Regions from separate parts of the Homo sapiens genome. Here region 2 is linked to region 1. Evidence: read pairs that join two places in POLR2A ChIA-PET (ENCODE). Cell type or tissue: A673. All regions are shown on one strand. Each heading gives the region's core, and the rest is flanking DNA. Links, peaks and the distances in the headings are about the cores only.

Evidence for each region. Peaks named below come from ENCODE experiments on the same cell type or tissue, not always from the same donor. Only the 100,000 strongest peaks of a DNase experiment are listed, where the experiment ranks them.
Region 2: POLR2A ChIA-PET joins it to region 1 with 5 read pairs; 3 of 35 experiments call an interaction of 5 or more read pairs at or near these places.

Annotation. Positions count from the first base shown.
Region 1 is chr12:111,122,707-111,127,095 of GRCh38, reverse strand. All of the region lies in intron 1 of CUX2 (cut like homeobox 2), which reads right to left. Among named protein-coding and RNA genes, the nearest start is that of CUX2, 91 kb to the right of the region's middle. In A673, for the core only: no CTCF peak of the experiment used is centred there; no DNase peak of the experiment used is centred there; H3K4me3 peaks cover 8 bases.
Region 2 is chr12:111,179,086-111,183,474 of GRCh38, reverse strand. The region is part of intron 1 of CUX2 (cut like homeobox 2); the gene reads right to left. Among named protein-coding and RNA genes, the nearest start is that of MIR6760, 120 kb to the left of the region's middle. RefSeq lists an enhancer at 334-834. In A673, for the core only: no CTCF peak of the experiment used is centred there; a DNase peak (open chromatin) is centred at 2,174; H3K4me3 peaks cover 454 bases; H3K27ac peaks cover 1,170 bases.

The DNA.
Region 1 (4,389 bases), core at 279-4,278:
CAATTATCTTTGTTTTCTTTCTTCTCATTCCCTTATTAGGTAACATAAGATATATTGACTTTATATTACGGTACTTGAATATTGTTAATTTTACATCACAGTATTTAAGCTGTAGGGTATCAAGGAAAAGAGTAAACATCACTGAAGTCCTTTACTTCCTCTTCCAAGGAAGGAGTTAGTGCATTTTTGGTTGTACACAGGATAGTTGTATCACATTACGTGGGATTATGACCTTGTTATTATCTTTACTTGGAGATTAAACATGGCTTAAGGAGATGCATATGGGTGCCAAGTTGACAAGGGGTGGACTTGTGATGGTTAATTTTATGTGTCAGCTTGACTGGGTCATGGGGTAGCCAGATATTTGGCCAAACATTATTCTGGGGGTATCTGTGACGGGGCCTCCAGATGAGATGAACATTTGAGTCAGAAGACCAAGTAAAGCAGGCAGCCCTTCCTAATGTGAGTGGGCCTCTTCTAATCAGCTGACAGCCTGAACAGAACAGAAAAGCTGACCCTCCCTCGGGTAAGAGGAAGTTCCTCCTGCCTGTCTACTTGAGCCAGGACAGCAGTCTTTTCCTGCCTTCAGACTGGAACTGAAACACTGACTCTTCCTGGTTCTTGAGCCTGCTGGCCTTCAGAGTGGAATTATGCCATCAGCTCTCCTGGGTCTCCAGCTTGCTGACTCAGATCTTGGGACTTCTGCCTGTAATCCCAGCACTTTGGGAGGCCAAGGTGGGTGGATCATCACTTGAGGTCAGGAGTTTGAGACCAGACTGGCCAACATGGTGAAACCCCGTCTCTACTGAAAATATAAAAATTAGCCAGGGATGGTAGCACATGCCTGTAATCCCAGCTACTAGGGAGACTGAGGCAGGAGAATCGCTTGAACCTGAGAGGCAGAGGTTGCAGTGAGCCAAGATTATGTCCCCGCACTCCAGCCTGGGCAACAGAGTGAGACTCCATCTTAAAAAAAAAAAAAAAAGACCTCGGGACTTCTCAGCCTCCATGAACACATGAGCCAATTCCTTATAATAAATCCGCCCCCCCCACGCCACCACCCCACATACAAACAAACGTAATACATCGTGTTGAATCTGTTTTTCTGGAGAACCCTAATATAGTTCATAACCCGGTGGCCCATTTGGCCTTTGCAGATGTGTTTCGTTTAGTTTCTGCTTTTTCTTGAATATCAGATATTTAACATAAAGATCTAAATTTTCATTTTCTCTAAAAAAAATTGGAAGATCTGACCACACTGTGCTTGCACTCCTGTCTGGCAATCCTCAGAGCCATTTGCCTGGGTGCCCATTCTCTAATTAGCCTCAGTCTCCACCACTCCCTAAAGCCTCACATCTGCTCTGCTTCCCTCATTATCCTATCCATGCGGAATCTGCAGCAGCACTATTTGCAACAGCCAAAAAGAAAAAACAAGCCACATTCCTAGCAACAAATGAATGGATACATAAAATGTGATATATCTAGGCAATGGAATGTTATGCAGCCATAAAAAGGAATGAATTACTGATCCATGTGCCAACATGGATGAACCTTGAAAACATGATGCCAGACATAAAAGGCTACACTGTGGAGGATTTTGTTTATATGAAATATCCAGGCCGGGCGCAGTGGCACATGCCTGCAATCCCAGGACTTTGGAAGGCCGAGGAGGGCAGATCACCTGAGTCCAAGAGTTCAAGACCAGCCTGGTCAACATGGCAAAACCTTGTCTCTACTAAAAACACAAAATTAGCCTGGTGCGGTGGCACGTGCCTGGAGTCCCAGCTACTCAGGTGGCTGAGGCAGGAGAATCGCTTGAACCCAAGAGGCGGAGGTTGCAGTGAGCTGAGATCACACCACTGTACTCCAGCCTGGGTGACAGAGGGACACTCTGTCTCAAAAAAAAAAAAAAAAATTCCAGAATAGGTAAATCCATAGAGAGGGAATGTAAACTGGTGGCTCCTAGGGGCTGAGAGAATGGGGAGTTGCTCCTGTTAGGGCTCAGAAAATGGTACCCCAAAATGAAGGCCTCAAAAGCAGCCTCAGAAGCAAAGGTTCTTCTCCGGACTTCTCCTGCCCTCCTGTCTCTGGTCCCTCATTCTCTGAGACTGGCCACAGAAACTAGAATCCTCTTCCCCAAGGTGAATCATTAGAAATCAGAACCCTTTCCTAAGCAAACTAACATAGGAACAGAAGACTAAATACCGCATGTTCTCACCTGTATGTGGGAGCTAAACATCAGGTACTCATGGACATCAAAATAGCAACAATAGACAGTGGGGACCCCTGGAAGGGGAAGGGAAGGAGGGAAGCAAGGGTCAAAAAACCAACTGTTGGGTACTACACTCATTACCTGGGTGATGGGATTTGTACCTGAAACCTCAGCATCAGGCAAGATAAGCAGGTAACAAACCTGCACATGTACCCCCTGAATCTAAAATAAAAGTCGAAAAAGAAAAAGAAAAAAAGAACTCAGAACTCCTTTTTCCCCAAACCAGCCATAAAACCTAAAAATATTACTTGAACTTCCCACTACCTTTCTATATAAAAACTGGCCATAAAGAAATGATCTGACCTGCCTTGTTTGACTGTAGGTCATAGGAGCCCCAATCCAGAAAGGGTCCTGCCTCACACAGACAAGGCAGGCAGGCTGCACGGAGGCCAAGAAGAATCCAGACAGATAGGCCTTACTGGGCTTCCCAACTCAGTGTCTGAGCATTTCATCATATCTTTTTGTTCAATCCTGTTTCTACATGGCTGTCCACACTTGACTGAACTTAAGCGTAAAAATGAATAGTTTTCCCTGTATCTTTGGGTCTTCATTCTGAAGGCTCCCATGTCAGTAAAACGATGATCAAATAAATTTGTATGCCTTTTCTCCTATGAATTTGCCTTTCATCCATCGATTTTCAAGGAACCTTCAGAGAGTGAAAGGGAAGTTTCCCTTGGCCCCTACACTGCTCAGGGGTATGCGGTTTCCTTTTGGGGGAATAAAAATGTTTGGGACCTAGATAGTGGTGATGGTGGCACAACACTATGAATGTACTAAATCCACTGAATTGTTCACTCTGAAATGGTTAATTTTATGTTATGTGACTTTCACTGCATCTAGAAAAAAATGTTGACTAGAGCCAGAAGACCTGGGTTCAAATCCCAGCTCTGACTTTTGCTGTGTTTTACCCCTCTGAGCCTGTTTCCTTATTAATACAAGGGGACCAAAAGGAGCATCACCCTCTGTGGGTTTTAAGAGGATTAAGTTTGTCTGGGCGCGGTGGCTCACGCCTGTAATCCCAGCACTTTGGGAGGCCGAGGCAGGGGGATTGCTTGAGCTCAGGAGTTTGAAATTAGCCTGGGCAACATAGTGAAACCCCGTCTCTACCAAAAACACTAAAATTAGCTAGGTGTGGGGGTATGTACCTATAGTCTCAGTTACTCAGGAGGTGGAGGTAGGAGGATCGCTTGAGCCTGAGAGGTGGAAGTTGCTGTGATCCATGACTGTGCCACCGCATTCCAGCCTGGGCAATACAGTGAGACCCTGTCTCAAAAAAAAAATTAAGTGAGCTAATGTATAGAAAGTGCATGTGATCCAACACATACAAAGTGCCTGGTAATGGCTGGGCGTGGTGGCTCATGCCTCTAATCCCAGCACTTTGGGAGGCCGAGATTGGTGGATTGCTTGAGACCAGGAGTTTGAGACCAGCCTGGCCAACATGGCAAAACCCTGTCTCTACTAAAAATACAAAAAATTAGCTGGGCGTGGTGGTGTGCACCTGTAATCCCAGCTATTTGGGAGGCTGAGGCACGAAAATCACTTGAGCCTGGGAGGCGGAGGTTGCAGTGAGCCAAGATGGCACCACTGCACTTCAGCCTGGGCGACAGAGGGAGACCCTGTCTCAAAAAAAAGAAAGAAAGAAACTATATGCCGGGTAAGCATTAGCTATTTCTGTTATCACTCTGGGGTTTATTGAGTTTTCTGAGTCCCTTCAGGACTGGGTCAGCCAGAGACACGGAAGGCTCCTGGGGCCCAGCAGGCCTGGCCAGGACTCCCAGACCTTGTGGCTGCATCGGACATCCAAGGAGGCGATCAAACATTTCCTGCCCATTAAATTACAGCAGGAGTTATCCATCCAGGAAGAAATAAAAACTGTAAATATCAAAGCCGATGCATAACCTTCCTGGGCTTCTGTTGCAACTTCCTTTCTTTAATAATTATTGTTTAAAAGAAGCAGCCTGTGACAGGGCGGGGTGGGTCAGTCCCCTGCCCCATTTGAAGTTCACTGCATGCACTGACTTGTGTCCCCATATCAAATATCTGCAGCCACGAGCAACTAGCCGGTGGCTGTTTGCTCTCTGGACATTATTTATTGCTCGTGCAAATTGGCAGGATCT
Region 2 (4,389 bases), core at 149-4,148, 57 kb before region 1:
CGGTGTTGCTTCTGCCTATTGCCAGACCCCTCAGACCCTGAGATTTCCTTGCACAGAATTCTCTGGTGATGTTAAACTGGCTCCTCCAACTGAGGGGACTGGAGCCTGGGCACAGCTCTATGCCCATGAAGATGAAGCAGGAGCCACCCCCAGCAGGCTTGGAGGCCCAAATGCCAGGCCTGCCTGAGGGACAGCCTGACCCTGTCATTCTTGGCTATCCCAGAGCCCAGCTGAGTCCCGACTGGATGTTCACATATCATTCATTCATTCAGTAATTCATCCAGCCATTCCACAAATATTCATTGAGTTCTCAACTGGGGTGAAGCACATAAACTTCAGAAACTGACCTGAATTTGACTTCCAGCCTCACCCATTCTTAGCTGTGTGACCTTGGACAAGTTGCTCAAGGCCTCTGAGCCTCAGTTTCTGCATCTCCCAAACAGGTAGAATTATAACCTCCTCCCAAGGTACCCGGGCAGATTGAAGGAGGAAGGTGCATGTCAAATGCTTGGTACAGGATCCGGGGCAGTTGGTGGCGAATAAATGGCTGGTGCTATTCCGATTATTGAACGAGACTGGCCCTTTCCCTGTCACCAGGGAGCTATGAGTCCCTTCATTGGCTCCCCTGGAATGTCCTTTTGGGGGCACTTGAATGTATCCTGGGCTGGCTCAGGGACCACTGTCCCATGCCCACCTGAACGAAGATGACCACTTGCCTTGGTGATCAATGTGTTACTGAGCTCAGCCAATTTCTGCAGGACCCGCTCGTCTGACCCCAAAGTCAAAGCTGCCTCCTCCTCCTTCTCCATCCCCAACGATGACTGTTCTAAAATTAGCCAGCAGTTGCCAATTCCAAGCGGAGCCAGCTTCTGGGAACTGGGAGGCCTCAGCATTGTCACCTGAGCCGCCTTCTCCATCCAACTGCGTAATGAATTGTCAGTCTCAGCCACCCCACGGATGGTCTCGAGTTTACAACTGTTCCACCGTCAAGGACGTGGGGGCTAATGGCTCTGAGAAGACGGATCAACTGGAGAACGTCAGGATGATGAATGGATTTGCCCAACGCCAGGATGCTGGCCGCCGGGCTGTATGTAAAAGAGAATGCCTAATTTGTTCATACCTGCAATTACCTGGAGCCCACTCTTCAGGTATGATTTAGCGTGGAAGTGGTCCTCTGTTTAGAGGAATTAATTATTTCAAGTGGTGCCAACCTTTGAGCTCTGATCACTATGGATAACCTCCCCGGGGCCCTAGGATGGGGGCATGTCTCTAGTTAGGTCCTGCTCTATGTGGAAGGGAACGGAACACAGATTAAACCCATCACAGTCATTCGGGAGGGCTTCAGAGATTGATTTTTATCCCCCGACCCTGCCCTGAAACATCTTTGCATCAAGTCTTCCCTTTGCACATTTTTAAACAAATGTCCCCCCACCTCCCTGTGCGCCTCCCCTCCTCCCAGATTAGGTGCACCCGTCGGAGATAATCCGATGAGTCAGTGGGTCCTTGCACCCCCCATGAATTACAAGGATTTCTCTTGCCAACCAAATATTTCATCCAGCTGTAGATATCATGAGGAAATGGCAAACAAAGAGAGAGATTTAATAACTGGAAATAAGAGTGAGGATGCAGATAGTTTAATTTTTTTTTGTATTGCATCTAATTGCAATCAACAGTAGACATCTGACACAGTGACAGCCTCAGCAAAATTGCTGCTGAGAGAACAGAATCTTTGTCTAAAAATAATCAGACATTCTGTGCACCACTGTTTGTTATAACGGTAATCGATGCTGGAGGCTTTGAATTCCATCAATTTATAGATCTGCGCAGGCCTGCCTGGCAATGGAGCTGGTGCACAGAGGCCCTCGCCGGCTCGGGCAGTGCTGGGGCCCGGTGTGTGATTAAGATAAGCCCCGATTCCTTTCATACATTCCTTATCAGGATCTAATTCTCCAGCAGGTAGAGATGTTCACAACAGTTAAAGATTAGTGCAGCTTCTCAGACGCCAAATTTGAGGGTATTGATCAATAAATCAAATCAGGCCAATCAATCGCCCAATCAGGAGAGTCTAGCCAGTGCATTATTACCGGCGCCTCCAAGCCAAAGCTTTTCATGGGTTTCATCAAAACAGCCTCACCTTGGCTTCCCGCCAGCTGCTGGCTTGCCTAATAGACTCCACAGCCGAGAGGGGCCTCCTGCCCAGCGGAAGAGCAATAAATTTCTCATCAAACAGCCGATGGAGAAACAAGATGAACATCTGTTTTGCTGCAATGAAACTCCTGTGTTCCTCAGAATGCACAAACCGCCTCTGACAGACCACCCCAAAGGCGGCTTCCCTGGCACGCGGCGGCCCCGCGGAATATTCCGCCTGGTTATTTCAATCAGGTAATTTAAGGAGACTTTTGCATTCTTCTCTCTGCAGCTGCCGGAGCTCTGCAAAGACTATTCCGGCGCAGTCGATAATAAATGCCATCCTGGGACCCTGTAGTATGAAGGCAATTTTATGATACCCATTATGTGGCAATGTAACTTCATTAAAAGCTGTTTATTCCCTCTAAGCATTTTAAGCACTTTCCCTCACCCATAAAGGAGGAGCCCGGGAGGTTATTTTTACAGAAAGGGTTCTCGGCCATATTTCTTCCCTCAATAACTCAGGGGAGCCTCGCCCACCGGCCTTCTCACTTTGAGGAGGGGAGGCAACCTTGGGTCTGGGGAGGCTGGGGGAGGACTAGGTTTTCCCTGGGACCCAGGCATGGGGCCACCACAGCTGCAGGAGCTGAGAGGTCCAGGAGAGGAGAGGACTGGAGGCCTCAGTCCCACCAGATCCTCAGAGGCCCTTTGTTCCTATCAGACTGGGAGGAAGAAAGTTCCAGAATATGAGAGCCAAAGCCAGCGTTTTCCAAACTGTGTGTCCCCTAACCTTTCCTTTTACTTTTCTATGTTGACACGAATCCAAAGAAATTATTTCTCGGCCTGTCGTAAAGGCCCAAATTCTCCTTTGCAGGGACAGCTGGCGGCTGAAGGATCATTTCTTAGCCCAAGATTTGAATGCCACATGTCAAGGGTTCTTCGGTGGAGGTCTGCAGACTCAGGCTGAGAGGAGCAATTCTTAAGGGTCCGTGGAATTGGTTTCCCTCCCTGTAGAGGGATCTGCTCATGTCCTGCGCTGGAGAAGTGGAAGGTGATTCTGCTTCTTGGAAAGCAGGAGAGGGAGGAAGTAGTGAGGGAATGAATGAGACTGTAGAGAGGAACACCTGCAGGCACCAGTCAGGGGTGTGGAGGGTTCCCGAAGACTCCTTTAATTCTGATGAGCTTGTTGTCCAAGGTGAGGAGGGACACAAGGTCAGAAGCCCAGCAGGGTGAGGTGGGGGGAGGGTGGGGTCAGGGGGCCCCATGGGGGCTGGAATTCTGCCAGGGATGCAGTGGAGCACAAGACAGGATCTGGACTAGTGCCATGGCATGATCCGGGGTCAGGGTAAAAATTACAGTCCCAGGGGCTGGGCACGGTGGCTCACGCCTGTAATCCCAGCACTTTGGTGGGCCAGGCGGGCAGGTCCCCTGAGGTCAGTAGCTCCAGACCAGCCTGGCCAACAGGGCGAAACCCTGTCTCTACTAAAAATACAAAATGAGCTGGGCATGGTGGCATGGTGGTATGTGCCTGTAGTCCCAGCTACTCGGGAGGCTGAGGCAGGAGAACCACTTGAACCCGAGAGGTGGAGGTTGCAGTGAGCTGAGATCGCACCACTGCACTCCAGCCTGGGGTACAGAGTGAGACTCAACACCAAAAAAAAAAAACAAAACCATGGCCCCTGCTGACCAATCATGTCATACACGAAACTAAAGGAAAGGGCAGGCAAAACAACAACAACAACAACAACAACAACCACGGCGATGGCTCAGATCAGCCGGAATGAACTCTGTGCCACGCACCATTCTAACCCATTCAATCCTCTCAACACCACCATGAAGTAGGATCGTTATTAATGCCATTCTGCAGATTTGGAAACTGAGGCCCAAAGAAGTGAAGTTAAACATCCCCAGGTCACACAGCTAGTAAACAGAATTCATCATGAACATTTCTTGGGTGCTTGGTGTCCCCATCCTGTGCACCTTATATGTGGTCTCCTGATTTATCTTTGTAATACTCCTCCACGGCGGGTGTTGGTATTATGCCCATCTTACAGGTGAAGAAACCAAGGCTCAGAGAGGGGAAGTGATTTAAACAGGTCAGTCAGGGGCAGGGCTGGGGCTGAAATGCATTCCAAAGTCCTTGACCCTTTTGGGCACTGTTTCCTGGCCTTCCAGGGGTCCTGCTAGGCTCCCTGTGAGGGGATCCTCAATGAGGAGGGGAGTCCACGGTCCCCTCTAGGGCTCCCACTATTGCCCTGTCCA